Regions from separate parts of the Mus musculus genome. Here all the other regions are linked to region 3. A link is a loop called in an ENCODE intact Hi-C map of the cell type or tissue named here. Cell type or tissue: left cerebral cortex. All regions are shown on one strand. Region 1 holds the start of Ank2 (ankyrin 2, brain). Region 2 overlaps Ank2 (ankyrin 2, brain). Region 3 holds the start of Larp7 (La ribonucleoprotein domain family, member 7). Region 4 overlaps Ank2 (ankyrin 2, brain). Region 5 overlaps Ank2 (ankyrin 2, brain). Region 6 overlaps Ank2 (ankyrin 2, brain).

What was found. Peaks named below come from ENCODE experiments on the same cell type or tissue, not always from the same donor. Only the 100,000 strongest peaks of a DNase experiment are listed, where the experiment ranks them.
Region 1: it touches region 3 in a loop (3-fold over the local background); 4 of 42 quality-filtered maps call a loop at or near these places.
Region 2: a loop joins it to region 3, with 3 times the contacts of the local background. A loop is called at or near these places in 9 of 42 quality-filtered maps.
Region 4: a loop joins it to region 3, with 5 times the contacts of the local background. A loop is called at or near these places in 28 of 42 quality-filtered maps.
Region 5: it touches region 3 in a loop (5-fold over the local background); 33 of 42 quality-filtered maps call a loop at or near these places.
Region 6: a loop joins it to region 3, with 6 times the contacts of the local background. A loop is called at or near these places in 10 of 42 quality-filtered maps.

The regions. Positions count from the first base shown.
Region 1 is chr3:127,495,619-127,500,618 of GRCm38, forward strand. It overlaps Ank2 (ankyrin 2, brain), which reads right to left and starts at 3,497. Exons shown (of 48, transcript NM_001327938.1): 1 at 3,050-3,497. The coding sequence starts at 3,121. In left cerebral cortex, no CTCF peak of the experiment used is centred here; DNase peaks (open chromatin) are centred at 2,746, 3,533 and 3,955; H3K4me3 peaks cover 2,320 bases; H3K27ac peaks cover 1,282 bases.
Region 2 is chr3:127,170,785-127,175,784 of GRCm38, forward strand. All of the region lies in intron 1 of Ank2 (ankyrin 2, brain), which reads right to left. Among named protein-coding and RNA genes, the nearest start is that of Gm16958, 12 kb to the left of the region's middle. In left cerebral cortex, a CTCF peak has its summit at 2,781 (motif pointing left); a DNase peak (open chromatin) is centred at 2,079; H3K27ac peaks cover 1,295 bases.
Region 3 is chr3:127,552,407-127,557,406 of GRCm38, forward strand. Larp7 (La ribonucleoprotein domain family, member 7) reads right to left here and starts at 943. Exons shown (of 13, transcript NM_138593.2): 1 at 777-943. Zgrf1 (zinc finger, GRF-type containing 1) reads left to right here and starts at 1,083. Exons shown (of 26, transcript NM_197997.2): 1 at 1,083-1,249; 2 at 2,890-2,979; 3 at 3,787-3,867. The coding sequence starts at 2,959. In left cerebral cortex, CTCF peaks have their summits at 561, 2,540 (motif pointing left) and 4,590 (motif pointing right); DNase peaks (open chromatin) are centred at 271, 656, 960, 1,773 and 1 more place; H3K4me3 peaks cover 1,584 bases; H3K27ac peaks cover 822 bases.
Region 4 is chr3:127,323,473-127,328,472 of GRCm38, forward strand. All of the region lies in intron 1 of Ank2 (ankyrin 2, brain), which reads right to left. Among named protein-coding and RNA genes, the nearest start is that of Gm52631, 60 kb to the right of the region's middle. In left cerebral cortex, a CTCF peak has its summit at 3,061 (motif pointing right); DNase peaks (open chromatin) are centred at 402, 748, 2,998 and 4,952.
Region 5 is chr3:127,448,904-127,453,903 of GRCm38, forward strand. The region is part of intron 1 of Ank2 (ankyrin 2, brain); the gene reads right to left. Among named protein-coding and RNA genes, the nearest start is that of Gm35535, 19 kb to the right of the region's middle. In left cerebral cortex, a CTCF peak has its summit at 2,371 (motif pointing right); DNase peaks (open chromatin) are centred at 2,365 and 3,612.
Region 6 is chr3:127,181,932-127,186,931 of GRCm38, forward strand. All of the region lies in intron 1 of Ank2 (ankyrin 2, brain), which reads right to left. Among named protein-coding and RNA genes, the nearest start is that of Gm16958, 23 kb to the left of the region's middle. In left cerebral cortex, CTCF peaks have their summits at 2,292 (motif pointing right) and 4,500 (motif pointing right); a DNase peak (open chromatin) is centred at 2,307; H3K27ac peaks cover 755 bases.

The sequences.
Region 1 (5,000 bases), 57 kb before region 3:
GTTGTCTAGGCTGGCCTTGGACTTGTGATCTTTCTGCTTGAGCCCCCTAAAGACTTGGGACAAGGAACATACACATTATGAGCCCTGTGTTTATTTTTCATTCATTTTCTAACCTCATAAAGAAAGGGTTAAGAAATGATACTTTGGGTTAGGCCTTTACTTTTATCACTTGGGAGGCAGAGGCAGGCAGATCTCTTAGTGTGAGGCCAGTCTGGTCTATAGAGTGAGTTCCAGGACAGCCAGAGCTACACAGAGAAACCCTGTCTCGATAAACCAAGTCGGAGGCCACCTGGGCTCTGGGAAACGCTATCTTCAACAGAACCAGAGAGAATGGAGTGGAGTCTGGGAAATACGACCAAAATACAACATAAGAATTTCTCTAACTTAAAAAAAGGAGAAAAGTTGATGAATGAATATATATCAAGCAAGTGAATTTCAACATAGCACATTTTCTTTCTCTCTTCCTTTCTTTTTTTTTTTTTTGTTTTGTTTGGAGACAGGTTTTCTTTGTGTAGAAAACCTTTCTGGCTATTCTGGAATTCGATTTGTTGGCTCTTAAATTCAGAGATCTACCTGCCTCTGCCTCCTGAGTGCTGAGATTGAAGTCAGGCACCATTGCTGGGCAACATAGCATAGTTTCACTCAAATTACTAATGAAACATACTAATTTACCAATTCTATTTGCTATATACACATCAGAACTTTTGAAAAATATTTTTATTTCTGAATTTTCGACACATATTAAAATTATGATTAATGAGTGTATTACTAAACGACATTAATTTGCTTAACTATAATTCTGACTCCTTTGGATTTCTGTGCTTTTTAATTATGCTTTTCTCCCCATATAGCTCAGAAAGAGAAGAAGGTTCATATTTTAAGCCAGTTAAGCCCAGAATTCACCTGATAAAGAATGAAGGACACAAAGAAACGTGTCCCGGAAACTGTGACACAGTTACAACACAGTGTGACTGGAACATACAACAGCTCATCATGTAGCTGGATGATCCAGCTATATCTTCTGTTTTGCTGTTTCTAATTTCTTGAGAATCACTTGCAAACAAACAGAGGAGATTCTACTCTGCAGCCAGAGGTTTCAGTTCTACCTGACTTCAGATAAAGGGCAATGACCAATCTGGGCAACCCATTTCTACATCCTATGCAAATTAATGCACCAATCACCAAAGAAGAGTACTGGAAGGTCAAAAAAACCGAAACCCTGCACAGAGGACATCATGGTAACTTCCGATGTTACAGCATTATGTCATTTTGCACAGCTCCTAATGAGGTCTTCTCAGTAAAGGATCCACTTTATGAAACAGCAGTGACCTTTCAGGCAAATTTTTCCAAGTAACTATTTTCATCCCTAGTATATCTAAGGTCAGTAAAAGTGTTCTAAATATAGAATAAGGCTTCACAGAAATATTTGTGTGTGCTTATATTGTATTTAAATTAGTATACTTAACATTTTACTTCCTAAATATTTGCATCTAAGTGTTACACGCACATAATAACAAAATTAGCCAATACAGTTATAAAAATGATTTTTGCTTAGCATGCGATTTCTCTTACATGACAAACAGTAGCATCATATTCATTCTTACATGCATAACTACTTCTAACCCAGATTTAATACCTGTTCTCACAATTCCAAAGGGAAAAAAATAACTTGAAGTGCAATTTAAAATACTATCATAAAACTAGAATCCTGGCCCCATAAGGATTTCAAACTCTAGCAATTCCTTTGGAAACAGACTGACATAAAAAGAAATTCTCGTTAAATTTTAGGTATTACATTTAAAACCTCCATTAAAAGAGTATACCGTAATGCAACTCTACCTAGAGATATCAGGGGCCAAATGAGACAAAGACCTTGTTAAGTGTTAACCAAATTTTCCTATCATCCATTCATAAATTAGGGGGTTCTGAGTGTTCTTCAAAAAGTTCACAGTACTAGGAAAGACAGCATTCCCTTCTGTTGGGAATTACCTTTCTGTCTAATAGTAACTATATAGTTACTCTGTTTCTAAATAGGAATCCAGTTCTCTTTGGTAGTTCCTTCCTTGCCATTAGCAAATCACATCTCAGAATAAAATGCCATCTGAACAGGCAGGAGGGCAACCTTCCACTGTGAGGACCTAAGAGCTAAGTGAGGAGGAGGTCCTGGCTATGGTGGCAGGTGCAGAAAGCCTAGCCATGAAATCTCAGACCACTAGGGAGTGGAGTACCACGCTCCCAACCCCGTCAGCCCCCACCACACTTAATTTTTAGAGATAGGGTCTTAACTATGTAGCCCCAGTTGTCCTGGGATTTCCTAGGCAGACCAGGCTGACCTCAAACTCACATGGACTCTCCAGCCTCAGCCTCTGTAGTGCGTGGGCCGCCATGCCGGAGGACCACTACTCCCTTTTAAAATTATTAAAGTATATATAACATAGACAGAAAAATAGGACTTATTCAAACAGCCAGACAAGTGGGCAAGCCCTTGTTGCGGTGCTGGAGGGCTGGGCAAACTGTGAGTATCGATGCAGGGCGAGCATGAATACCTTCCCTACCACTACATGACTGCAGTTGTTGGGGTAGCCGTGTTGAAAGTTGAAGTCCCTTCTCTCCTGTGGGTGAGAAGCCAGCATTTGCAGCCACCCCTGGCAAAGGTCCTAAGAAAACTCCATTCAGGGCTACAGCCCCATCCTAGCACCCTGAGTGGCTTCTAACGGTATAGCTCTGCAGTGGGTCATGTGACAGCTGGGTGTGTGCCTCCTTGCAGCGCAGAGAGATCAGTTTGCGGGTGTGCCTGAGTGTGTACGGACAGAAGTTACACGCCTGGTTTAGGAAGGCGCGCGCGTGGGGGTTGGGGGGTTGAGGGGGCGTGAGTGCAAAGTGGACGTTGAAAAAGGTTTCAGGAATACTCCTGGGCCAGGCGAAGTGCACAAGCTCGCATGAATGGGTTCCCTGTGGGGCCAGCCCCTGTCCCCTGAAGTCGATGTCCCGGTCCTTGGGGGAGGCGAGGACCTGGGGGACAACCCCCCCCCCGGCACCCAGCACCCACCTGACGGATCCGCGGGGGGTTCTGCGGGGTGCAGGCCCCTCCCTCCGGGCCAGGGGAGGTGGGAGAAGCCATGTCCACGCTCTCGGAACTCCTTCCCTCGGTCAAGTCCGGCTGTCCCGCGTGTCCTCGTCTCTTCCGCTCCCGGCCTGCGGCGTTCGGGCTCACCCGGGGACCCGCGTGCTTCTAGGCGACCGCAGAAGGTCGGCCTTGGCCGCGATCGCCCGTGGAGACCTGCTGCCCGAGCCCACCTACCTCTGCGCGAGGTGCCGTGGGGCCATGGTGCGCCGAGTGGGCTGCGGGCTGGGCCGGCGACAAGCGCTAAGCGACTGCTGCTGGTGGCGCGGGGAGAAAGAGGAGGGCTTCTTCCTTCGCCGCGCGCCGGGAGAGCGATGAGCTCATGGACAGCTCCCAGAAATATGTCTATATGCACCACTGCCTGCCGGAGCTCGCGAGGTGGGTGGGGATAAGAAGCTCGGCTGCGCTCCCGCAGCCCGGGAGACGTCCCCCGGGAGGCCCGGCTGCTGCTCCTCCCTGCCCCGCGCGGGCCCGCTCCGCTCCCATTCACTCTCACACCCGCTACACGCCAGATCTCCTGTCCGCGTGGGCGAGCCACCCACCCACCTCTAGCGCATTCTTTGTCCTTCCAACCACTCCCTCCCAATGAGGAACAAGTCATTTATATGAAGTGACCAGAATGTGGAATACCTCTGTGACCTTAGCTCCTGTCCAATGTGAACTGAGGAGGGTGAAATGTCACAATCTGTGTATCTTTCACGCTTTGGGCGTTTCCTCTTCCCCACCTTTTCCTTGATGAGAAAGAGCCTTCCAGCTACTCTTCCCGGTGATGACTTGGCTGCCTTTTCTCTAAGGTACCCTGAACACTTGCATAGATCCTGAAAGAGTTGGGACCCAAAGGACCAGGTTTAGCAGACCGGCGCAATGGCTGTGGCACAAGTCATGCGTGCTGCGGGATGGCTGGCCTACTTTGCGTTGCTGCTTCCCTGGAATAAAGCTGGAACTACCAGGAGTAGGGAAAATCGCCATCCAAGTACCTCTTTAGTGATGTCCCACTGAGATGGAAATTTCATTTGTTTGTTTTTAATAGCAGCAAGAGCTGGAATGTAGCTCAGTATATCACATATTTGCTTGCTATGAATGAAGCCTTGGGTGCGATCCCCAGCTATGGATAAACTAGGCGTGGCTGTGCATGTCTGCCGTCCCAGTACTTGGGAGGCAGAGATGGAAAAATCAGAAGTTCAAGGTCATCTTTGGCTCTACAGTGAGTTCGAGGCCAGCTTGTGGTACATGGGACCATGTATAAACAAACAAACAAACAAATAAATAAATAAAATCTAGCAAAATGACTTTCATGAGACGAGTTGTCCTCTCTCCTGCCATTTATTTTCCATTTCCTATGAATCTCCACACGGATATATCTCCAGCTTTAACAAAAGAGAGCCGAGCTCCATGGTCCGTGCCTGGAGTCCCAGCACGGTTAGACTGAGCCAAGAGCATCCTTGCACAGAGGGACTAGGGGACAAGCTGGTTACCATGAGAAGACACAAATGGTCCTGCAACCCAGATGGACAAATCCTCAGAAATATCACTAATTATTGATGCTCTTGGGTCCCAAATTTGATCATCTGTAGATCTTATTGATTTTTACAGTTCAATCATATCTGCATTTTCTCTATTCTTCTCATTCACACCACCATCATGGCTCAACATTCTAATACACACAGCATAAAACCGGGCTGCATGTTCGCACCTGTGCACTGCACAGCTTGAAACAGATCTAGAAAGAGAAATGTCGTGTCTGGGACACGACAGCCTGCCCTGCCTTTCCCATCTTCCTTACTGCATCCCTTCTGTGCACTTTGCTCCTCTTGATGGGATTTGTATTCACTTGTTTATCCTTTGAGGCTCACCTAGGACTTGAAGGCAGAGTCCA
Region 2 (5,000 bases), 380 kb before region 3:
AATTTTCATACAAAATTGAGACATTAAGCCTTTGGGAATTCAAAATTCACTGAGATCTAATAGATAGACATAAATAAAATAGAATGTTTTCAAAAACTGTAAGTTTTATATGTAAAATAAAAATAAATTTGATTGCCTTAAGTAGAAACTCTAATCAATGTTTAAACCCTAGTCTTCTAAACTTTAAAAAAAAATCAGTATAGTCCTTTTCTGTTTCAGCTACTTTGATAACGATAGCTTTCAAGTCTGTCTTCACAGAAAATGACTTGGCTCTTTCCACTAAGATTTATAGGAAAACAGAACAAAGGCTTTGTCAACAGGCTAACAACGTGTCCCCATTTTCTCTAATGTCGACACAGTAAAAGCTTAAAGCTCGGGAACTACTACATAGTATGTGTGTGTTTTTCTCCCGCTATTAAGTTATAGTTTACCACGAGACTGGCATGTTTATTTAAAATCTTTTTATCTCCATTGCATTTTTATTTCAATTACATAAGTTAAATATATTTTCTGTTATCTAATGAAATACGAGCTGTAAAAAATGTTCTTGTTTCAAGGGCTTTCAAAATGGCTCCCCAGGTAAGGGTGCTTGCTGTCAAACCTGTTGACCTCAGGTCGATCCCTGGACCCAGACTGTAGAAGGAGAGGACCAAATTCCTCAGCTTGTCCTCTGACCTACATACATATGCCAAGGCGTGCATGTATTCGTGCACATATGTAAATACATGGATAAATAAAATGTTTCTAAAGTTTTCATGAAAAAACAATATCAATGTACAAATGAAAAATAAATACAAAGGACTTACTAAATTCAGTTCCCTAATAATGCTATTGAAATCAGAGTATAGATAGAACTGTAAAATACTGAGGCAGAGCCATTAGAAAGATCCAGAAATTCTACAATAAGATTATTTTCCAAATATCTTAATACTTTTTGCTGAATTCAATAGATAATGAACCAGAAAAGGGGCAAGGTAAGACACATATGTCATTGTTTGTCTAAAAAGAGGACAATGCCACACCCGTAAACAGTAGAAAACTCTCAAACATCAGGTGTTTCTATCAGGATCTTGATCTCAATCATCACTAACTAACTAGCAAGAAGATCTAGGGATGGGTACTATATCAACCAAACTGCTGTAATTTGTTTTGAGACAGGGTCTCATGTATCTCAGGCTGGCCTGGAACTCACAACATAGCCTAGAATGATCATGAACTTGTATTCCTCCTGTCTGTATCCCCTGAGTGCTGACACTGTAAGAGTGCACAGCCGTGCCTAATCTTACATGGCTGGAGATCTAACCTGGGGCTTTCTGTATGCTAGGTAAGCCCTCTACCAACTGAACTACATCCTTAGGCCTGAAATAATGTTATTTTTTAAAATATTTATCTTTTTAATAATGTTCCCTTTTCATCATCCTTCTACTAATTGATCAAAACAGTTTTGATTTCATTATGAAATGAGGAGCTTCTTCATACAATGGGGAGTCTTGACTTTGAAGTTTGCATCTCAACTTGAGCCCTATGTTGGGAGTATTTCCTGTCCTTTGTGAGCTTCAATTTCTTTTACCATTAATGGTGATAATGTCTACTAACAGAAGCGACATGCTTTGTATATGTGATAAGTACTCAGCAAGTAGGAACTACAACAATTATTGTTTGAGGGGAAAATATACATACATATATGTATGTATACATATACATCTAGAGCGAGCGAGCGAGCAAGAGAGAGAGAGAAAGAGAGAGAGAGACTATAGAGACATAAAAGGGGGGAAAGCCCACCATGAATGGGCCAGCAACATGATAGAATCATGGTCCAAAATAGTTTGTATAGAAACTGCTGACTGTTAGTCAGCTGCTTTAAACTATCCAGTAATGAGTAAACCCACCATAACCTTGCCCTCATAGTATGGTGGAAGGAGTCTTACAGCAGGGGGAACATAAATGAGAAAGCAAACTAACCAGCCCTGACAAAGTAGAGCTCCTAAGATACACAGCACATCAGGGGCTCCAGAACCAGAGATTTAGAGCCAGCCTCAATCACAATACAGGGTCACGTCACAGAGCTTTGTTTGGAGTGCAAAAACAAAGCAAAGAACAATTGCCATTTGACAACCAAGTAGGCGCAATTCCAAGTGGAAGGTTCTGGAACAAGGTCTTTTATAAACAGTGACAAAGAATCAGGCAACTAGAACTCCTTTTTGTTCCTATGCTTGGTCCTAAAGCCTCTAGTTTTAGTAAAGACCAGAAGCTGGACCCTTCACATAGGCTTCATGTGGACTTCTATGAGATAGTGTGAAGAGCATCAGTTCAAATGTTTTCCCCCTCATAACACTAGAAATAAAGTGATGCTTTTCTCCAAATCACAACAAAAGCACAAAGTGTTTTGAACCACAAATACAGCTGAAATAAAAATCCGGCTGGAGAAACTGCTCTCTTTATGGGCATGTCTGCATGGACAGCCTTAGGACTTTGACTGGAGGAAAAATGCTCACTGCTTGATCCAAGGGGAGCTCACATGAAATCTGGAAGGATGATTTTAGATAAATCAGAGCAGAAAGTTCCTGATACCCTCCACTTGTTGGGAAACTTTCTGGAAAGGTGGATTTGTGACTCCTTCCCACTCAAAAGTACTGAGTCTTAGTTACAGATTGTCCAACTTCATAGAAAGGCCTGGATGAAAACAAACCTGAACATTGATGAATACACTGTACAGCCTATCACTGAGTTCTTAGAAATTAATAGAGGTTGATAGCCCTCTACTGGATGCAAGGTATTAAAATTCAACTGCTCTAAAATCTTGCTTGAGAAATTAAGTGTGTCCTAAGGTTTAAAGGGATTCTTTTATGATATATATCATATATATAATATAAATATAAAAGGGAAATTGAAACACAATGAAGCACAGCCATGTAGTTACAGGATCTTGGGTGTCATGTCTCCACTGAGGGTTTCTTTGACCTCATTTTAGGTTACATCAAAATATTTACAACTAATTTTAAAAAGAGCTTGTTTATGCAACCTTAGACTGTACCCTAATCTACATAACATTAGGCTTCATGTGCATTAAAATGTATATGCAATATAATATGAACAGACTCCTTTAGAGTAAAAATTGCCCAAACATCATGGGAGAGTTACCCTAAAAATATTCGACCCCTAATTTGCATACACAGACACAATTTCTGAAGATGTTAAGTGTTGGGAAATATTCTCTACAAATAAATCATCTCACACACGAGTCCTGGTGCTTATATCAGACAAGTGGGAAAACAAGGCTCCTGACAACATCTCCAGTGATACAAATCAATCTGGGGCACGTTTATTTTATATATATAGTTATTTCACAAACCTATTTTCTTGAGTATTTTAACCCTTACTTTGCACTTCGTTCCCAAACCAATCAACATGGCTTACCTGGTTTAGTCCCTTTAACTATCTAATTCTCAAAGCAGAGGTCTGCATGGTACTCACTTAGAAAATCTGCTAAATGAGTAGGGAATTATTTTCCAAGTTTCTAAAATGTGGGGCCAAGCCACCATGGAATACGTTCAAATAACTGGGTTATGCATTGCAGTTAAGACTTAATTCCCACCCTGGGTTAAAACCATCCCCTAGATTTCCACCAGTGGATGGATTTGGTTTTTATCAGCCACCAATAACTGAACCGAACACAATGATACCACCTGCCCACCCGTGGGTTCAAAGTTCTGGCCGTCAGCTGGGACAACCTTGCATTAGAGTTCTTCACCTGACAGTGTTAGCATCTCTTTGTTGGAACCATTTCTCCCCACCGGCTGAGTTCACAGGTTCTGTCTAGCTTCATTTCTTCTGTTAATTGTAAATAGATGCTGCCGGGAGGGGTCCCGAGGTGCTACACTTGTTGGCAAAATTATGCTCCTTACCCTTATCCTTTATCCATCTTAAGTCATAGCTTGCTTGCTCTGTTTTATTCTCTTTGCCATCTCTTTCTGTTTATATTCAAACTTGAATTTTTACAGTTTTCTTTTCTCCTTATCAAAGAAATGTGAGATCTCTTTCTGATAATGTGGGTTCTGGGTACTTTGTAAAATTAGAAGAACAACTGTTTTTATTTATTTGCTCCTTATTTCTCAGCCTGAGAATGTTACATGTCCCTTGAACTCTCTCTCTCTCTCTCTCTCTCTCTCTCTCTCTCTCTCTCTCTCTCTCTGTCTGTCTCACACACACACATACACCACTTAAAAAAGACTATATACAGCATTTACCACAGAGAGCATTAATTAAGCATTGTATGCTCTATCGTTAGCGTCATAAATGGCCCCAGCAGTCCATCTGTTGAGTACCTGATCTCCAGCTTGTGCTATGGAGAGATGCTGGAATATTCAAAACTGAGCCAAGATACATGAGGGATGCCCTTGAAGAAGCTATCAGGACAACACTTGCTCCTCTGTCTTCTGTGCTTCCCAGCCACAGAGTGAACAGCCTGCTTCTGTCGCAGGAGATCATGATGTGTCATCTCACCATAGACCTAAAGCAACAGCGCCAACTTCGTAGACAGAACCCTCCAGTATCACGAATCCAGATAAAGCTTTCCTCTCCATACCTTACCTTGGGATTGACAAGAAAGCTGACTAACACATCTCTTAGCTTACGACTGCAGGGCCAGGCTGGTGAATGATAACCTACAAGTTTATCCTCTGACCTGTTCCCGGGGTTAACTAGTTAAGTTTCTGGAAACTATTTTATACTTTAAAACACACTGCCTAAAAGAATGAGACACATGGAGAAAAAAAGGAACAAAGTTAGTTGGTTAAAACCCAAAATGTTTTATTATAATAGAAATGTAAGTTTAAACATCCAAATCTTATTTTATACCTTAATAAACACTTAGATGCGCATTCATGCTTCACAATGAAAAATGACTAATGGAAATGTCCGCTGTGGACAACACTATCAACTCTAGACAGCTGACTGTTAAAATCCTGACGGTAAAAGCCTCCGTTTTAAATTGATGTGTC
Region 3 (5,000 bases):
TAAATCAAAGGTTTTGTTTGTAAAATCACATACAAAATGTTTCCACAGGTACATGTAAAATTTTCAAAGGAACTCGACAATAATATTTTCCAGGCTTTAAACAAAAAGAAGAGTACCCAAAAGATTGAGAACCAAAGTTGTAGTCACGGCAAACCCTTTAGCGGTCTGGAACTTTGCTCCAAATAATCTTTTAGTGTGAATGTTTTATGAAGTCATTCGGTTTCCCACCACCGCCCGGCTTCGAAAGACTACTAAAAGGCAGTCTTACTTCTTGAGGATTTCCATTCTCAATGAACTCTCCACTCATATTTCTCCTTAATTTCTCATAAACGCACTCAGAACTTAAATTCATTACTGTTAGCCCCTTCTACAACGGCTTTTTCTATAGAGGGACTAGCAAAAAGAAAAGACTGAACTTTAGAATGCAAGTTCTCACAACTGATGTCCTTTGGGAAGACAACCTGCCTAACACCCACAGTTCCTCTGAGCAACCCTACTTCCGCACAGACTCCCCCCCCCCCCCCCCCCCGCAGCCGGGCGTGCCCCAAACACCCCAACCCCAAGCTCGGCCCGCCCCCTCTGTACTGAGCTCCGAATAGCAGGGGCCGCCAGGGAACTGCGCGTGCGCACAACGCACGGCGCCAAACCAACGGCACAGTGGCGACGGGGGCGGGGTGAGGCGGACCGCGGATGGAGGGTGGCCCTCAGGAGACCCGACTGAGAGGAGTTCCCACCTCTACGGGTCTGAGAGGCTCTGCAGGCCAGTAGTGACTTACTCCGTGCTCGTCCCCAGATCCACGGTCAGCGCTTGTGTTCTCCCACGCTTTCCTTCTCCCGACCCCTGCGGTCGGCGGAAATTTGCGTCATTCGAGTAGCGACGCGCTTCTCTCAGCCCGCTACGGAAAGACGGGTCCGAGGCCCAGGGTTCGTTGCTGACGTCATAGGCGGAGCATCTCGGGGGCGGGAGCCACGCGGTGACTGCGCTGGCACGCGGAGTTCCATTGGTGGTTTGCGAACGGCGGCGGGCGGGGCCTCCGCGGTACCGTCCCTGCTTGATGACGTCACTTAAGTTGGCGGGAGAAATTAGAAAGTGGAGTTTATGTCATTGAGCCGGTGAAGTGGAGACTTTTCTCTCCCGTGTTCTAGGCAAGAAGGGTGGACAGACCGGGCGACTTGGCGCGGTTGGGAGAGCACTGGACACTGACTCGCCTCCACGGAAGCGACCCACGAGGCGCCGTTAGAGTGCCGGGTGAGGCGGTCACCATAGCGGCCCATCCCGGTTGTGGGTGTTTTAGGGGCTGACATAGGACCAAGGGGGCCATTATTATTTAGTGATACAAAACCTTGAAGTGTCAAGGCTTGGCAAGTGAAGCTATGTTTCTTTTAGGGATCTGTACTGTTCCTTGTGGTTTAGCAGGCCGTTCGTGGTTTGGAAACTTTCCTGGTTTGAGCGGTGCTGTTCTGAGCTATTGTGACAGTTTTTCATCACTGCAGAGGGCCAGATAGAAACTGTTGTTGGGCTCCAGAGCTGGACTTCCTAACGTAATAGATCAAGAATAGGACCTAAAAGAATAGGACCTAAAATGTTCATTGCTAACTAATTGTCAGGTCATGTCCCTGGAACCACTTGAAGATATGTGTGCTTATGTGTGCTGCTTTTGCATCTGTATTCAGTTCACCATCGACGATTTCAAGATTTCAAAATTTGACCTTATAGTTAACATGGTAGTTACAGTGGCTGCTGCAGCACTGTCCAAGAGATTTTTCTTCCTGGGTGTGGTGGCATATTGCTTGTAATATCCCAGCTATTTCCAGAGGCTAGGACGGGATTGTGCAATATGGTCAGATCCTATTTTAAACAAACATAAAGGACTGGATGCATGTAAGCACTATTACCTAGTTTACATATAGTCCCTTTTGTCAGCCCCTAGCACTGGGTAAAAGAAAGAACAAAATTTTCCTTGCAGAGGAATTATATATTGTATATTTGGCTCTAGGATGTTGTGCTATATTGACTAGGGTATATAGTCAACCCTCTGTACCTGTAATTTCTGGATCTGTATTCAGCCAGTTATAGATGGGAAATAGAAAAAAGTTGTTAGTACTGAGCATACAGATTTTTAAATTATCATTTTTATTTCTTCCTTTTAGACAGTGTCTATCTATGTAGTTAGTCCTGACTGTCCTGGAGCCCTATAGGTAGACAGGCAACCAGGCTGCCTTGAAGTCACAGATCCACCTGACTGTGCATCCTGTGCACTGGAATCAAAGTTGTGTTCCACCAAGTCAGGCTTGTTACCATTTCTTGAACAATGCAGTTTAATCACTGTTTGCATATCATTTACAACCTACTAGGTACAAGTAATCTAGAGATAACTTATTTATGTTAGAAAATATGTGCATGCTCCTATTATATGCGAAACAACTATGACGTTTTATATGTGAACTCAAGTGGCTGGCGCCGGATGTTAATATTTGTGGTCCTGAAACTAGTTCTTGGATAACTAGGGATTACGCTAGCAGGAAAAATTTAAGACACAAGGGGGCCATCTTGTGGTAAGTATAATGATTTTGAAAAATAAAATTGAAGTTGGGTTCTAAGGAGCAGTACATGTTGAAGGGAAAACAATCCATTTTCTGGTATATAGCAAGCCACTGGAGAGATGTTTACAGATTTCTAGTAACTATGAGTTTTACCTTTATTTTCCTGTGTGGTGTCACGCAGTTCTGTCCTCCATGACAGATACAGTTTTGTTTCTCTTGGTGGCTTCATAGTCTTGGAATTGTTTGGTTTCTGTCTCCAGTCAGGATTTATTGAAAAAGTTTGTACTTGATATTTATTCTTTTTATCAGGGTCGATTGACCATTCTTTGCTGTTTTTCATTTTAGAGGATATAAATGCTGACTAAAAACTGATTGTTTTCTGGACCTGACTAGTTTATAATCTCAGAAGACACAATGGAATGTCAAGAGTTTATTGTAAGTTGTCTTCTTCCTCTTCTGCTCCTCCTCCTCTTTTTTTTTTTTGTTTTTCAAGACAGGGTTTCTCTGTGTAGCCCTGGCTGTCCTGGAACTCACTCTGTAGACCAGGCTGGCCTCGAACTCAGAAATCCGCCTGCCTCTGCCTCCCACTTGCATTGCTAGACAGGTTTTGTTTTTGTTTTTTTGTTTTTTTTCTTTATATTTAACATTTGAGGTAGTAACATGCAGCTGGATTGTCACACTTGTTTCTGTATTCAATCTAATTGAATCCAGCACCACATATAACAGCTGGGAACTGCATTCTTCCTCTGACGGAGGTGGAATCTAAAGTTAAAAGCGGTGTGAAGTTGTTCTGACCTCAGATGCTGTGAGCGTTGCGGAGCTGTCAGACTTTGGACTGTACTCAGAGAGCTATGTGAATAAGAAACAGTATGCAACTGGGAGCTGGGCTTCCTCCCCACTGACGATGTGGCGCTTAGCACACTCTGATACTTACAGACTCTTACTTGCCCTTTCTCCTTTACCTACTGGTGCTGCCCAGCCTTAAAATCGTGGTTGGTTTTGTTTGTTTGTTTGTTTGTTTTTTCCCGTTTTTTATGCTGGGGTTAAACTCAGGGCCTCATGATGCTAAGCCTGCAGTTCATTGTTGAGCTACAGCTCTTCCCTGACGGTGGCATTGTGATGACTCCTGTGCTGTTATTATTTTGATAAAGAATGGCAGCCTTATTTTTATATGACCTGTAAACTATATGGTATTAAATATGTGTAACTGGCAGTGATGTCTTCCTCATTTTTGGAAATAAGGTCCTATATACTCATCAAAAGATGAAGAAGTCCAAAGTGTGGCAAGATGGAGTTCTGAAGATCACTCACTTAGGCAATAAGGTAAGTACCAAGCAGTTATTGCAGCCTGTAACAGCTGTGTTTTTGACTTTTGATTGGGCGTTAAGAAAACTCTGTTGATAATAAAATGTCCGTTATGCCCACATGTAACCATGTCAAAAAGACATTTTCGGGCTGGAGAGATGGCTCAGCAGTTAAGAGCATCCCAGCAACCACATGGTGGCTCACAACCATCTGTAATGAGATTCCCTATTCTGAAGTGTCTGAAGACAGCTACAGTATATAATAAATAAATAAATATTAAAAAAAAAGACATTTTCATGTCGGTTTTATTGTACATTAAGAAAGTTCAGTAAGTAAACATTATTTAATTTGTTTGATTGTTAACACGATGAGCTGGCTATGACGCTTCAGCATGTTAATTGTGTTTGCACAACTTACAAGTTAAGCATTTTGTCTGATTTTACTGATGATCAAACTGAGGGTGCAGATGAAGCATCTTACCCAGCTGAAAGTGCAGGGGTCATTCGTGAACTTAGATGTCACTCCGGGACCCATTTTCTAGCTAAGGTTTTTGTTTTGAGACATCATCTCTGTGTTGCCTTGGCTGTCCTGGAACTGTGTAGAGCAGGCTGACCTCAAACTCAAGATATCCCCTTGCCTCTGCCTCCCAAGTGCTGGTATGAAAGGCGTGTGCCGCAACCACCTGACTCTAGCTAAATCTTTTTTATTTTTTTTAAGATTTATTTATTTATTATGTATGCTGTGTTCTGTCTGCATGTATGCTTGCACACCAGGAGAGGGCACCACATCTCATTACAAATGGTTGTGAGCCATCATGTGGTTGCTGGGAACTGAACTAGGACCTCTGGAAAAGCAGCCAGTGCTCTTAATCTCTGAGCCATCTCTTCAGCCACTAAATCTTTTTTTAGTATTAACTATTACAGAAACTTGGTTGTGAGTTATGATATCATGCACATACTAATGACAGTCATGGCCTTCAGATCAAATCCATGCTCCTAAGTGAACGTGTAAAGGCTCTTCACAGTGTGTCTGTATTCTGCTTCTCTGTCATTGTAAAGCAGTGCTTCTCCACCTTCCTAATGCTGTGACCTTTACTCTAGCTCCTCATGTTGTGTGACCCAAACCTTAAAGTTGTTTTCGTTGCTACTTTA
Region 4 (5,000 bases), 230 kb before region 3:
AGGTTTCCTGGTAAGCCACACCTTGGAAACCTTGAAACAGCTGTGTCTTCTTCCATGTGAGCTCGGCCAAACCCTGGTAGCTTTCTCAGTCCTCGGCTACTTTGTTATTCTTTTTTTTTTCTTTAATTAATTTTTAATTAGGTATTTTCTCCATTTACATTTCAAATGCTATCCCAAAAGTCCCCCAGACCCTCCCCCCAAATCCCCTACCCACCCACTCCCACTTCTTGGCTCTGGCACTCCCCAGTACTGAGGCATATAAAGTTTATGGCTCAGCCGTTAAAGGCTAGGCTCACAACCAAAAATACTTTGTTATTCTTGTCTGCTGTCCTTACATATATTCTTGTACCTCTCTGCAATTACTCCCGGATCCTACACAATCTTTTTCAGCAAGCAGGAAGGGGACTATAAGGAGGCATCTCTTATTTCTAATAGGATCTTACACCTCTCTAAATCCTCTGCACTTTAACAAAGCCCACTCACCAATTTTTTTATATGAGACTAGGAATAATGTTCATTTATCTATCAAAAACCAAGATTGTCATTCAAAGACATTGCAATCTACAAGTCAGAGACCCATCTCTGTCTCTTCACTGGGCAGCCACACGTGCCCTTGGTACAGAAAAGTCTTTCCTAGCCTTTAAAAAGCTCGCCACTTACTGAGAGCGAGGGAGCAAAGGCTACCAGAGCAGCCCAACCCTAATAGAAGAATATGGTTCAGTCTATGCTCCTCAAAAGACAGAAAGAAGTCTAAATCTCAGCACAGACCGCTAGGTCTAGAAGAACCACAAGGAAGACGGGAACGTTGCCCACTGTAATCCAGACCGAGTTTGTCTCTGCATTCACCTGAAGACCAGTCACTTGAGGTCAAGAGGCAGACAATTTCTTAGGAAACAATTAGCATGGGCAGCTGGCCCATGACAGAAGCCAAGGAGAGACTAATGTACAAGAGGGCACGCGAACAGGACAGCAGAATGAACCCCTCCAGAGTAGGATGAGCATTTGTCACCGCAAGCCGACTAGCTCAGGAGCATCTCTGCCCTGTGGCTCTTGTCGTTTCTTCACCTTTTCAGAGTTCTGAAGGCATCTTACTCTCTTCTTGGCAAGCCTGTGTTAGAATACACTTGTGTCTAAGTAGCAACTACAACACGAGTCAGCCTGAAACTGGCCACGATGGCACAGATTAGACACTTCCTGGAAACAGGACTTTGGAGGAGGGGCCTGAATAAATTTGACCAGGAAGGATACATTAACCTATTTATGGACTGCAGCCTATGTGCTTGCCCTCCTATCATTCCTGTTTGTAAAAAAAATGCTTTAAACAACCGATAGTTGTTTTCTCACTATCCTGGAGGCTCAGAGTTGAGGAATGTGATGCTGGTGAAGTTGGCTTCTTCCAGGGCCCTACTTGTCATCTCCTTAACACCATGTGGTCTCCTCTCCTCTCCTCTCCTCTCCTCTCCTCTCCTCTCCTCTCCTCTCCTCTCCTCTCCTCTCCTCTCCTCTCCTCTCCTCTCCTCCCCTCCCCTCCCCTCCCCTCCCCTCCCCTCCCCTCCCCTCCCCTCCCCTCCCCTCCCCTCCCCTCTCCTCTCCTTTTCTCTACGTTTCTGCATCCAGTGTCTACTTTGTTTAAAGACACCAATGTATGGGATCAGGACTGACCATGATGGCTTCATTTATATAATACCCTCTGGGTACTTGGAAAGCCATCTCCAAGTACTCTTGCCTTCTGACACACCAGCGACTAAGACTCAAACATACCAACTCCAGGGAGAACCCGATACAACCCCTAACAATTGCTATGTCCAAAAAGTTCCATCTTTGAAGAAAAAAATGTGCATTTTATGAATGAAAAATGGAAATTTATAGCAATCTCTGTGTGTATGTGTTTAATAACTAGAGCTAATGAAATGACATTTTTTTCTATTTACACTATTTCCCAATTACACCAACAGGAAAATAAAATGGACTTGTTTGGACAATTATTACTTCAGCTGTGTATAATAACACTTATAAATAAGGCACTGGAGAGGTAAAGGATTAGGAGTTCAAGGCCACCCTCAGCATCATAGTAAGTTCAAAGCCAGCCTATGCTATGTAAGACTTTGTCTCAAGAAAACCAAAAGCAAAAACAACGATCTGGAACAAGAAGAATATGCAAACTTCATGATTAATTTAAATCATGATTTAAAAAGAAGAAACTTATAAGGCATATGTCCAGTCCTCACAGCCACAAAATAAAGTTTAAATACATAAATATAAGAAACAGCTGTTAGAAGGTTGAGTACAGAATAACACTCTTTTCTCTCTATTTGCAGTATTTTAAAAAATGTTATTATAATCATTATTTAGAGGAGACCTTTTCATATTTTTATTATTATTTTTACTGTGTGTATATGTGTGTGTGTTTCATGTATGTGTAGTGTGTACTGTGTGGAAGTCAGAGGCCACTGGCACGAAACGAATCTGTTTTCTCCTTCCACTGTGGGCTCTGGGATCAAGCTCAGGTTGTTGTGCGTGTGGGTCAAGCACTTTCACTGGGTAGGCCATCTTACAGCCCCATAATCAGTGTTTTAAACCACAATAAATGAATGAACGCAGATGATTCCACACATTGAAAATGGTTTATTTTTTCCTGATGCTTTCCAAAAGGATACATGTCAATTTCTTCTTTTTTTTTCACATTTTTTAAACAAGATAAGCATAATGGGCTATTGGGAAAAAAATCAGAAAATGCCAATAGACCTTATAGGGTAATGGCTCAGCAGGGACCTTCCTAGTTAAGTGTAAGAGTGTCTGGAGACAGCCTTGACTCGCTCTGATTTTTTGCTATGAGAAAGTTTGTTGGCCTGGAAAACAAGTGAGGATGTGTTTGAATGATCTCAAGGACAAAGTCACACACTTACACAGCCAGCAGTCATCATCATCATCACCACCACCACCACCATCACCACCAGCATCACACATTACACATAAGTGTGACAGATCCTGCTGTTGTGGAGAGGGATGTTTCTAGAAAAAAATGCCATGGGGCTTATGACTTTAGTTAAGCAGAAGGTGGCAGTGTAACTATGATGCAATAGATTCCTGCCAGCTCAGCTATGACTGGATCAATAGATAGCAGGGCGACTCCGATACAATCAAAAGCAGCATGGCTCTGATGCAATCGATATCTGAAATGCGCTCGACTTTTATCAACAAGTCTCCAATTGGCACGATATAAAATTTACAATTTTGTTCTGGTTTTTCATGTCGTGAGAGCAGAGTAACTTCGCAGAGCATCGTCAGCTTCTGAAAGAAGCAGGCTGGTCAAGGAGGCTCTGTCCAAAGTCCCCAACGTGGGATGACTTCACATAAACAATGTTTCAACTCTGCAACAGTGTGAGACTGTAATTATTTAGCCAATGTGTTTCTTATTTTCTGTATAGTATTTAGAAACCCACTTTATTAAAATTAGATGATTGCACTCAACTCTTAAGCCAAAGTGAGTGTTCTGTTTATAAGGTAGGCTTGCTAGGCTACCATGTTTGAAAATGTAACTAAATGCTTTAAAATATATCAAATATGTTTTCCACAGTTATGGCTTGAATCTAAACTGTTTCCCATCGGCTCATATTTTTTGAACCCTCAGTCGCTGGTTCTCGGTCCTGGTTTGAGAGCAGGAGAGCCTTGAGGAGGTAGGGGTGTGCAGAAGTAGCTCACGAGCTTTTGAATGGCATACACCTGGCTCTGCCTCTGCTCTGTTTGCTTCCTGGTCCATTTAGACTAGAGAACTTCTGGACACAGCTCCTACAGCCTTGAGTTCGGCCATGTTTTTCCCTTCAAGGACTGAATTTCTCTGAAACTTTGAGCCCAAATAAGCATTTTCTTCCTTAAAGTGCCTCCATCGGGTATTTTGTGGCAGTAATGTATAGTGCAGCTGACAAACACCCTTAGGACTGTTTTTTGTGATGAGTTTATTGCAGTAGTTCTCAACCTGTAGGGCTCTGACCGGCTTTGGGGGTGGAACGAAATGACCCTTTTGTCACCTAAGATCATAGGAGAACACAGACATTTACATTATGATCCGTAACAGTAGCAGTTATGAAGTTGCAAGGAAAATAATTTTATGGCTGGAGGTCAGCACCATCCACATTTATGTATTATTTATCTATCAAAGAGTCACAGCATCAGGAAGGCTGAGAACCACTGGTTTATTGGGATGCAGCCTTGGTATAAGCTGAGGAGCTTATGGAGTCACACCTCCAGTTCCGGCAGCATGGAGTGATGAGTGAGAAGTGATCTCCATCTTAAAGAACAGCAGGCACAGAAAGAGTTCTCCCATAAAAACCCATCCCCAAAACTAACCAAAGCCATGGATGTGTAAATGAAAGCATCATTCCCGAAATAGAAAGCCCATGATTATCACACCAGCATAAGACAAGTCCAAGATTTCACATAGCTAACTGACTAATGAGAAGATCAATAAAATGTGAAAATTCATTAAAAAGGAGGCTACAAATGTAACTCAGTGGTTGAGCATTTGCCTCATACAATTGCAGTTCTGGGCTTTCCTGCAAGAGGTATATAAGAAACTATTTCAAAGGCTGGTATGAAGAGTAGATTTAAATATAAATGGCCATCGATGCCAAGTTCCAGGCTGATTTTGCTAATATAAGCAAAATAGGCTGATACTGAATTTGGTAAGCCAATAAATACAACATTTAGGTTTTTCCTTCTTTCAAGACGGACGTTAACTGTGCATCAACTGGAACATTTATTAGCATTTCTAAGGAGATGTGTTTCTTCATTGTCACCAGTTCTCTATCAAGAAACATCTCCATCTAGGTGGTTCAGATACAACCCAGAAAGAGAATCAAACAACTGCTCGAGGCCTACAGGAGGCTACACGGCACTCTAGTGCGCAGACAGCTAGCAACAGCTCCTGTCAGCTGATCCTGGAGGAATGAGATCAGTCCATCAAATTCTTCCTTCCCCATATATTCTTGGCATAGCTCAAC
Region 5 (5,000 bases), 100 kb before region 3:
GGCCACAATGCACTGAGTGGTTATTTGAGAGGCCCTCTTGCATGACAAACTAGTCCCTAAACTAGCAAACAAATAACCCAGCTGACATACTTTTATGAGCTAGCGCCCTTTCTTAAAAATTGCTTTCCTGGGCTAGAAAGATGGCTCAGTGGGTAAGAGCACTGACTGCTCTTCTGAAGGTCCTGAGTTCAAATCCCAGCAACCACATGGTGGCTCACAACCACCTGTAATGAGATATGACACCCTCTTCTGATGCCTCAGAAGACAGCTACAGTGTACTGTATCTGGGTTGCACATGATCATCACAGTCTTGAAACAGAGCTGCTATGATGACCCACAAAAGATGCTCAAGAGATCAGGGCTTTTGTCACTTCCTGGTAGACGGAGATGGGTGAGTCACAAGACTCCAGGCTCACAGGACAGTGAGATGCCCGTGGGCTCATCATGCTCCTGGATTCCAAAGGCCACTAAGTAAGAGGCAAGCAGCATCTGAGGTGGCACTTTTCTGAGTCACCCATGTTCTGTGAGTAACTCCACTAAACTCACTGCTTCCCTGTACTGGCCCTGGAGAGAATCCTTTTTTTGTCCGTCAATGTCCTCTCCGTCTCAAAGAAACAGATGTTTTCTTTAAATCTTCCCAGGAAGAGTCATCCAACTGTTTGAAAAACAGCAGTAAAGGTAATGAATGATGACTTGAGATGACTTTTGGTATAGCATTGGAAATGTAAATGAGCTAAATACCTAATAAAAAAGGGGAAAAAAAGGAAAAAAATTGCTGATGAGAAATCTGAAATTATTGTCGCATATTTGTCTTTGTAGATATGTTCTGTATTCCATTATAGTTTTTTTCTTATGTATCTTTGCTTTGTGTTTTTGACATCTTGATTAAAACAGGCCATGTCTTCTTGGTTCAAAAAAAAAAGTGCGTTCTGTGGCCAGCGGTGGTGGTGTACACCTTTTATCCCCGTTCTCTGGATGCAGAGGCAGGTGGATCTCTGTGACTCAAGCCAGTCAGGTCTACACAGAGCATTCTGGGATAGCCAGGGCTACCCAGGGAGACCTTGTGATCTAGAAAGAAGCTCCAAGAGTCTAAATCAAATGCAGGAGAATAAAACAAAATCAAACATTTATGGACACCCACAAATGTATCAAGCCCCTGGCTCATTATAAGTATTTATATCCTTCCAGGACACAATGCCAATGAGATAGTCTCTGCTCAGACCCCAAAGGACTCTCAGTGGTCCCCCTCCACGGTCCTTTCAGCTTCGCCTTCTGCTGGCGTGAACCACTTTCCAATCACCCTGCCCTGTACTGTCTGAGAGGGCACATTGGCATTCATCTCCTGTATCTCTGGGCCACAGACGAAAGAAGGCAGTGTACAGAAAACTCATTTTCCACACAATTAATACGCACTTGTAAAAATAAATAATTGCTAAAAGAAGATGCTGCAATTGGATGAGTCACTTGCTCACTCCACTCTGATGGGCTTCAGGCTCCAGTGTGCCTAACACCACCAAGATAGGGCTAAAGCAATGAGCTGCCCAGGGTTTTGTCCATTTGGGAATGGGTCCATGCCACGTGCTACCATCCTACCAGAAGTCTGAGGTGTAAACAGCATTGTGTGGCATCAGCAAAGAGGAACTCCAACGGAAACACAGGACACTGAGACACAGACGATGTCCCTTCAGCCAATGCTCCTCCAGTGACATTGCAACAACCCAGGATGGCTCTCCATCATCTGTTCCCAGTCCTGGGCCTTCCAGATCTCCAGATCGGTGCCCCGACGTGTTCCCTGGGAATCCCCCTCAGTATCACCTACTCACCAGGGATATGGAGAACGGAGCGAAGGCAGTTAGGATGATTTCTGATGTTCTGCCCATTGGTAAATGGGCAAAGAGCACAGAAACATAAATATTCACAACCAACCTTATGTCTGCACAAGTCAGGGGGGCTGAGTCAGATGGAGGTGGTGGGAAGACAAATTGGCAGAGGGGAAAGAAGGAAAAGGAAAGGGGAGAGGGGGAGAGAGAGACAGAAGGGTGAGAAGGGAGAAATTAACTACCTGTTGTTAGTTCATACAGCACTGATAGAAAAGGAAAGAAAACCTAGTGTAAACTGCTGTAGTCATCCAGGAATGTTGGGTTGTTCTCAGTTCTCTAGAGAAATAAAATCAGTAGGAAATGCATACATGGCTGTACATATGAAGAAACTGGAATGGGATTGTGTGACTATGAAGCCTATACCCCAGAAATTTTCATCTGCAAGCTGGAAAAATCCAGGAAAGCCAAGAGTGTAAATTCTAACCCAAATGCAGAGAGACAGGACAGCTCGAGGTGTCACTCATTCCCCTAAATTCCCCTAGGGGGCAGCACCACCCCCTGCTCCCGCTGCCTTGAGGCTCTATGCAACTGAACATAAAATGAACTAGAATGAAGGGTCTCCATTCCAACATTACAAATTCCCAGGATCCACAAAGACCTAATAAACGCTACTTTCCAAACCTGGTTTGGGAATTATCCTAGCTGATCTGAGTCTTCAAGAAGAAGTGAATTTGATCTCCTGGCTTTTAGCAAAATGTGGAGGGAAGAAAAAAAGTATAATTCCAAGAATCTGATACAACAGAAGTCACTCTATCATGACCTATGAGAACTGTCTGCTACCCCCAAGGCAAGACCCACGGCTCTAAATATGTTTTATGTGCTGTAATAAAAGGTGTACACACCTAGTCTTAATGACCTTTTCAGTTGCTTGGTTTTATTAAGCTGGCCCCCTTCCTTATTTTGTAAGTTCAGGACCAGAAGTGTTCTAATTCCTGTGAGCATTCATGTAATGCAGTCAGATTGCGCCAGGGTCTGCTGTCTGTCTTCCCCAACATGAATCTGCTGTCCTAGGTGCACCTAACTCGTGTGCCAGTCTGTTTTTGCGATGCCGGGGAAGATTCAGTGCACTGTGCGTGCCAGACAAGCACTTATCACCGAGCCATCTCTCCAGCCCCACTCACACATTCTTTAAATTGTTGGGGAGGGTTGGAGTAGAGACGGGGTCTTGGTAATGTAGGCTGGCCTCAGAGTCACTGTGACTCTGACTTCCTGGATCTCCATCTTGGTCCTTCACTACCCAAGTGCTATCAGTAGAGCACACAGTACCCAGATGTCGGCCACTGCACCTGGTTTCTGTGGCCTGGTCGCTATTTTAATTTAGAGCTGAAATGGGGACCTGGTCCCAAACAAGAAACCAGAGCGGAGTCTTGGGATTTCCAGTGAAGAGACTGACTGTGAAATACCAGGAGTCAGAAGAAACATAATTTCCAGCGGGGGAAAAAAAAGCAAAAGTGTATTTAAATTTCAGCTTTGCCCCCACCTCCCAGACGGGGTTGCGACTGCCATGACCTAAATGAGATTTTTTTTTTAATGCTTTCTGTTTTATTTATGTGTCCATGTATGTGCAGCTGCATGTGGCCGCACATGTACATGCCAGATACTCTCAAAGACCAGAAGAGGGCATCGCATCCCCTGGAGCTGGAGTGATTGTGAGCCCCTCATGTGGGTTGCTAGCTATTGAACTCAAATCCTCAGTCAGAGTGGTAAGTGCTCTTAAACCTCTGAGCCATCTTTCCAGCCCGGGGTTCGCTTAAGACTGAGATACAAGCCGGGCGTGGTGGCGCACGCCTTTAATCCCAGCACTCGGAAAGCAAAGGCAGGCGGATTTCTGAGTTCGAGGCCAGCCTGGTCTACAAAGTGAGCCCCAGGACATCCAGGGCTATTCAGAGAAACCCTGTCTTGAAAAAACAACAACAACAAAGACTGAGATACACAGATCTCAGTTCTGGCTTCTGAGCTGCAGCTGTGCCTTGCTGCCGCTGTGCACGGGCTTTCCATTAGTGGCATTAAAGGGAGCTGAGGAGAGTGGAGTCGGGAAGACTGAAGGAGAGATACAGGAAATTCCCTCGAGATTAAGTCTGTGAGCCTGGAGGGAATGATTTTTGTTCCCTGTAAAAGAAATTGTTGGGAGATACATCTGGGTGAGCGGACCTGTGCTCCTGAAGGCCTGGAGGACTTTTAGCTACCAACTATGTTTCCTCCCAGGAACGGAGCTAGGCAGGAAGTCAGCCTTTAAGGGAGGGATTCTATATAAACTTGGGGAACGAGAAAATCCACAATGTCCTAAGGACGATTCGCAGAGGTAAACAGAAGTGTTCTATGGCTCCATGAGAGCCAAAAGGAGACTATTAAAGAGACGACAACCACAGACAGAAGGGATGGGCGCCAGTTTGCTTTGAGAAATTGGACTGTAGGCCTATCTTCTACCTCTGCAAAATGCATTGTCCTGACCAGTTAAACTTCCAAAATGGCTAAGCAGTTGCCCAAAATTCAGTTCAAACAGCCACTCTAAACTGCTTTCAGGCTCTAAAATTAGCAGCTGCTGGGCGTGGTTGTGCACACCTTCAATCCCAGAACTCCAGATGCAAAAGTAAGCGTGAATTCTGTGAGTTCCAAGGCCAGTCTCCAAGTCTGGTCTACCCAGTGAGTTCCAGTTCAGTCCGGGCTGCACAAAGACCCCACCCACCCCCACCCTCACCCCGTCTCAAAAGAGAAAAGAAAAGAAACCTAGCAAGTGTTTTAACTATACATTCCACCTAAGTTGCAAGAGTAATTCATGGTAAAGTATTACTATTCCCATTCAATGAAGGAGAACATTGGCTCGAAGAGACGTAGAGCCACTGCCAGACAGACTCCCTCCTGACAAACTCACAGATTGACCTTGAGCTGGGGTCTACGTCTTTAATCGGGTTCAGCTGGACGATTCTGCTCCAGTATTTTTTTTTCTGTTTAATGTTTTTCTTAAACGGACAGACAAGTCATGCACGTTCCGAAATGATCCCACAAGTCATTATTTAAGTCCAACTTAGCACTTTCTTTCTATAATTTGCAAGTTTAATGCTCTCTAATGAGATATTGAATATGCATAGAATTAAACTATCAAGTAATTAAGCATTTGCA
Region 6 (5,000 bases), 370 kb before region 3:
AGAATTAGTGAGGATACCAGAAGCCCTTTCGGGATTGAGGAGGCCATTGCTATCCTTTTATTTTGCTTACTGCTTTTTAAAAATCTGAACATAGGATCTCTCACATGCTTGCCAGTGCTCTGTTACTACTGACCCATGTCTTCAGTCCCTCTGAATCCCTGTGAAGACCACATTCACATGAGGTCATGCCATCACAGTTTGCTTCATAAAACAGGAAAGACTGGCTGCTACAACAGGCATTTATTTAACTCCTGTCCTATGCCAAGTGCTCTTCATAGTTGGTAACTTTATAATTGAGATGAGCCCCTTAAGGTGCACGGGTAGACTGTTAAGACAGTTTTCTCAACCTGTCGGCACAGTACTATGGGGAAGGTGAATTCCAGTCAGATGACATGAGTCTGCCATAGGTTCTGAGAACTCAGTTGCTCCTGGTAATGGGGCAGTGGGCAGTGGAAGAAAAGGAGAGATTCCTCAGACACAGCACAGAGCTGGTGAGATACCTATCCAGTCTTACACATGAACACATGGGAAACTGAAGGGCTCCCTAAAATACCAGGGTGGAGAATGGAGCCATTCCCAAAACAAGCTCTTCTCCAGAGGGAGAAAGCCTGTGTTAAATCCATTTTGTGTATACCTAAGGCAAGTTAGGTCTGAGAAAATTTGGACTTCTGCATGTTTTGAGTAGTCTGGAGTCTACAAGAATGTATATGGAGTATTGCTCACCAACCTAACGGTGTTAGGGAGTCTTGGAACTTCAGGAGATAATGGGGACATAAAGGGGGTTAACACCCTTCTCCCAGTAACAAACTTATTATGTCAAGGGACTGTATTAGTGAGTCAAAGGGAGTTAGACTTTCTCACTGGCTCTCTGGCTTCGTTACTCATATATGATCTCCTCTGCATGTGGAAACATGTAGAAACTTCTCTGCTATTCATGTAGGAGCATGCAGATTTCGCCAGGAGCCAGCAGACCTGCACCGTGCTCCTAGCCTTCCAGAACAGTGAGCTAAAAGAACCTCTTTTCTTTATGAGTTAACTACTCTCACGTACTGATTCCATCTTTCACTGCCTGAAACACCATATTATAAAGCGGCACATACAAAACCTGTAAGAGAATATAACTAGAACCATGCATAGACAGTGAGAAGCATGGCATACATATCTACACCAGAAACTGAGGCAGAGAGTAAAGATTACGGGCAGGGGGAGGAGCAGGCTAGGAAAGAGGTGGGCTAGAAGGTTTAAGAAAATTTAGTGCTAAAATTTGTCATATCTATCTCAAAATTGGTCCTGACCAATACAAGTATTTGAAGCATCTTGGTAAATATAATAAACTGAGAGCACATGTTTGTTTCACTTATTCTAACCTGGGCTTTTTGCGTGGTTCTCATCACACTGAAGAGGTCTCTCTTTCCTTTACTGAGGATAACACTGGACTAGCAGTGTGAACAGATATGCTCGAACATTCAGAGCTCAAGATCGGAGCACTTCCTGCCTTTCTGTCTGATGCTGACCACAGGTAATTCTCTCACCACTCAGCCTCACATTAGAATAGCTTTGCATTAGAATCCAAGAAAACTGAAAATTCCATTTTATGTACAATTTCATGTACAATTCTCCAGTACAATTTCCATTTGTATAATGTAAGAGTTCCTGGAATATTTAGGCAAACCTATAAGAGAAAGGCACACATCAGAAAGGATAGCAAAATGAATTTTTGACATATCAATCCTGCAGAAACAACAGAGAGAAATCGACCTCTTTTCATAGAAAATTGAATAAGTGCATAAAAGTATTGCTGCTGAAGCTGAAGTCCAGTGTGAAGCAACACAGCTTCAGAACGGCTGTTCTAAATGTATTGAACTCACTGAAATGCATAAATGTTGAGTCTGGCTAATTGCACTGCGCAGTTTTTCTTTGTAAGTTCTTTGCCATTAAATTATTTAGAAAGAAAGAAAGAAAGAAAGAAAGAAAGAAAGAAAGAAAGAAAGAAAGAAAGAAAGAAAGAAAGAAAGAAAGAAAGAAAGAAAGAAAGAAAGAAAAGCAATATAGACCTGTGTGTTATCTGTGAGGAAAATCCTGGCCAATGTGTGCATTAAAGCACCATCAGTCTCAGAATGCTCCTCCCATCTAGGACAACCCAAGACAAGCGAGGCAGATCCCACGTCCCTTAATGGGAGAGCTAACGGTCCATTCCATCAACCCCCCACTAATTAAATGTGTGGCTTGTGCTTTTGGTTTTCTACTGTAGCTTTGGGAAGCAGCAGAGTTGCTATTCTTCAAAGTCACCACTGGAGGGCAGTCACACTGCAGTATGCATCCCAGCCACACCCTACATTTTAAAACAAAACAACTCCCCCACTCCGAACTACAGCAACAAAACAATATTTCTTGAATAAGCATAAATAAACATATACAAATCTACCCTACATCTTAAAGTTCAGCACAAGGACAGAGTTTGGCTGGGAGAAGATGGCATTAATTCTGACACTCCCTTCTGATTAAACACATCTATCCATCCCAAGATAACTAAATATGGTTCTTATCTTGAATATAGTGATGGATTTATGGTCTGTGCATATGTCAAAGCTTATCAAATTGTACACTATATTTAATATAGTGTCCTCTGCATATCTATGTCAGCTACATCTTATAAAACATGTAAACACAAGAGTAAGCAGCTTTAACTTTACAGTAGCTATAGGCTCCTCCTAACTGCAGCAAATTCCTTCTGGTCCTCTTAACGCTGGAAATAATTATTTTGAATCTGTAACCAAAGCTCTCCCTTTAGATCTGTGACCACATTTATAATTCTTATTATGTGGGCTTGGTTCTCTTGAGACCGTCTCTTTCCTAATGACTTAAGAGTCTTTGTTTCAGAGATGTGTTGATAAGAAAGGCTGTTATCTATTTATGAAACCAATGCTTAAGCAAAACAGTGCTCCCCAGTTTTTAAGAAACTGCTCCCTTCTTCTCTTTCTCCCTTCATTTTAAAAAATGACTAGCCTCCTCTGCAGGATGTGATTTTCAGACATATATACGGAAGGGAAAATTTGCCTAACTTAATTTACATCCACTTTAATATGCAACTCAATTTAAATATTTATTCAGTGTGTTGGCTGCGTGCTCACTAAGGAAATTTATCATCACCAATAATGAGAAACAAAACACAGCGAGGGGAGAAAGGCCCAAGGAGATTTCCTATTTTTAAAAGCAACTTAATGCAATCAAGTTCAAGGTACCTGGAAATTGGGGCAGATTTCCAGACAAAGAATTATCAAGTTCTTGGTTATCATAGATATCATAGAGTCAGTGCTTTGAGCTCTACTACCAAAAAAGAAAAGAATCAAATTTCAGTGATTTTTTTTTATTTTGGTTTATTTTATTTTTGAGACCAGGTCATAATGTATCCCAGGTTAGCCCCAAAGCTACTATGTGACTGAGGATGACCCTGAAGTTCTAATCCTCCTGAAGTTCTAATCCTCCTGCCCCTACCTCCCTGGTGCTGGGATGACAGGCACCTACTGTCACCCCTTTCATGTAGTGCTAGGGAAGGAAACCAGGGCTTCCTGCTTGCTGGAAGAGCCTGACCCTGGGAGGTCTATCCCCAGTTTCTTCAGAGAAGTTTTAAATGAAGAGTTGAGAGAGTGAAATTCCTCTCTCTACCCTGTAAGGAGCTGTCCTTTGTCCTCCATCAGTCACCAAGGGCGCCTCTGTACCAAACAGAAAGGTGGCTTAGCAGAAAAAAACAATAGCGGAGTCTTCTTGAACATTTTTTAAACTATTATTTCTCGAGATAGGGTCTCAATATCTATGCCAGGATGCTACTGAAGTCCACAAGTTGCCCATGGAGGCCCTGTACTCAAAATGCTTCTGCCTCGGCCTCCTGCATGCTGTGATTACAGGTGAGCCCCACCACATCCAACCCTTGTCTGGAGCTCTAATACACAGCCAGCTTTGTTACACACTGACCAGGTTTTCAAATAAGCAATTGCTTCCTGAAGGAAAACGGGTTCTGGGTTAGAACTGTTTAGGGCTATTTGGGTATGTTTCTGTGGCTAAAACAGAAAGATAGTAATCTGAACTATTTTCCTGATCTTCTAAATGTCTCCAGTCTAGGGATCTGAAACCTCAGGCGACCTGACCCTGCCTCCCTGCTCTCACACATTCGGATAGTGTGCACAGTACCTGACCGTTACTTATCTAGCAATCTATAAGGGTACTAAAGGAAGCCCAAGCATCGTATGTGTCATATAGCAGCCACAAAAATCTCAAGTCGTTAAATGAGCAACACAGGGGCAGAAGAACTGTGAAGGAATATGGCTGGTTGAATCCAGCACCAGTAGCTGTTCGGTTGGACTCTTTAAGTCATCTTAGAAATCTTGTCTTCTGGAGTTTTAAAAACCAAGTGTATGTATCTGTATATTTGAGAGCAAATTCTTTCTTTTAATATTTATTTATTATGTATACAATGTTCTGCCTGCATGTATGACTGTAGGTCACTAGAGGGCACCAGATCTCATTATAGAAGGTTATGAGCCATGATGTGGTTGCTTGGAATTGAACTCAGGACCTCTGGAAGAGCAGACAGGGCTCTTAATCTCTGAGCCATCTATCCAACCCAAGAGCGATGTCTTAACCCATTTGTCATTCAATCTATAGGATAACGCCATACACAGAGAAACCATAATTAAAGTAACCACTGAACACAGTTATTATCCATGTCTTCGGTACTTAATATACATTGTTTTTTACTTTCTTGCAATAATATGAAGTAGACACTATTATCTCTCTTTTATATGCAACTAAATGATGATATCAAGTTAATTTGCCCATAATTAAACTTTAGTTACTGGCAATGGATGAAGGGAAGTAAAATACATAATGTAGTCAATCTTAGAGGTTATACAGTTAATTTGAGGCGTAATCCAGTCTCTCTTGCCTGGTACTTGTCCAGATTCAACAGATATAGAATCAGCCACAGGTATAAACACAAATTC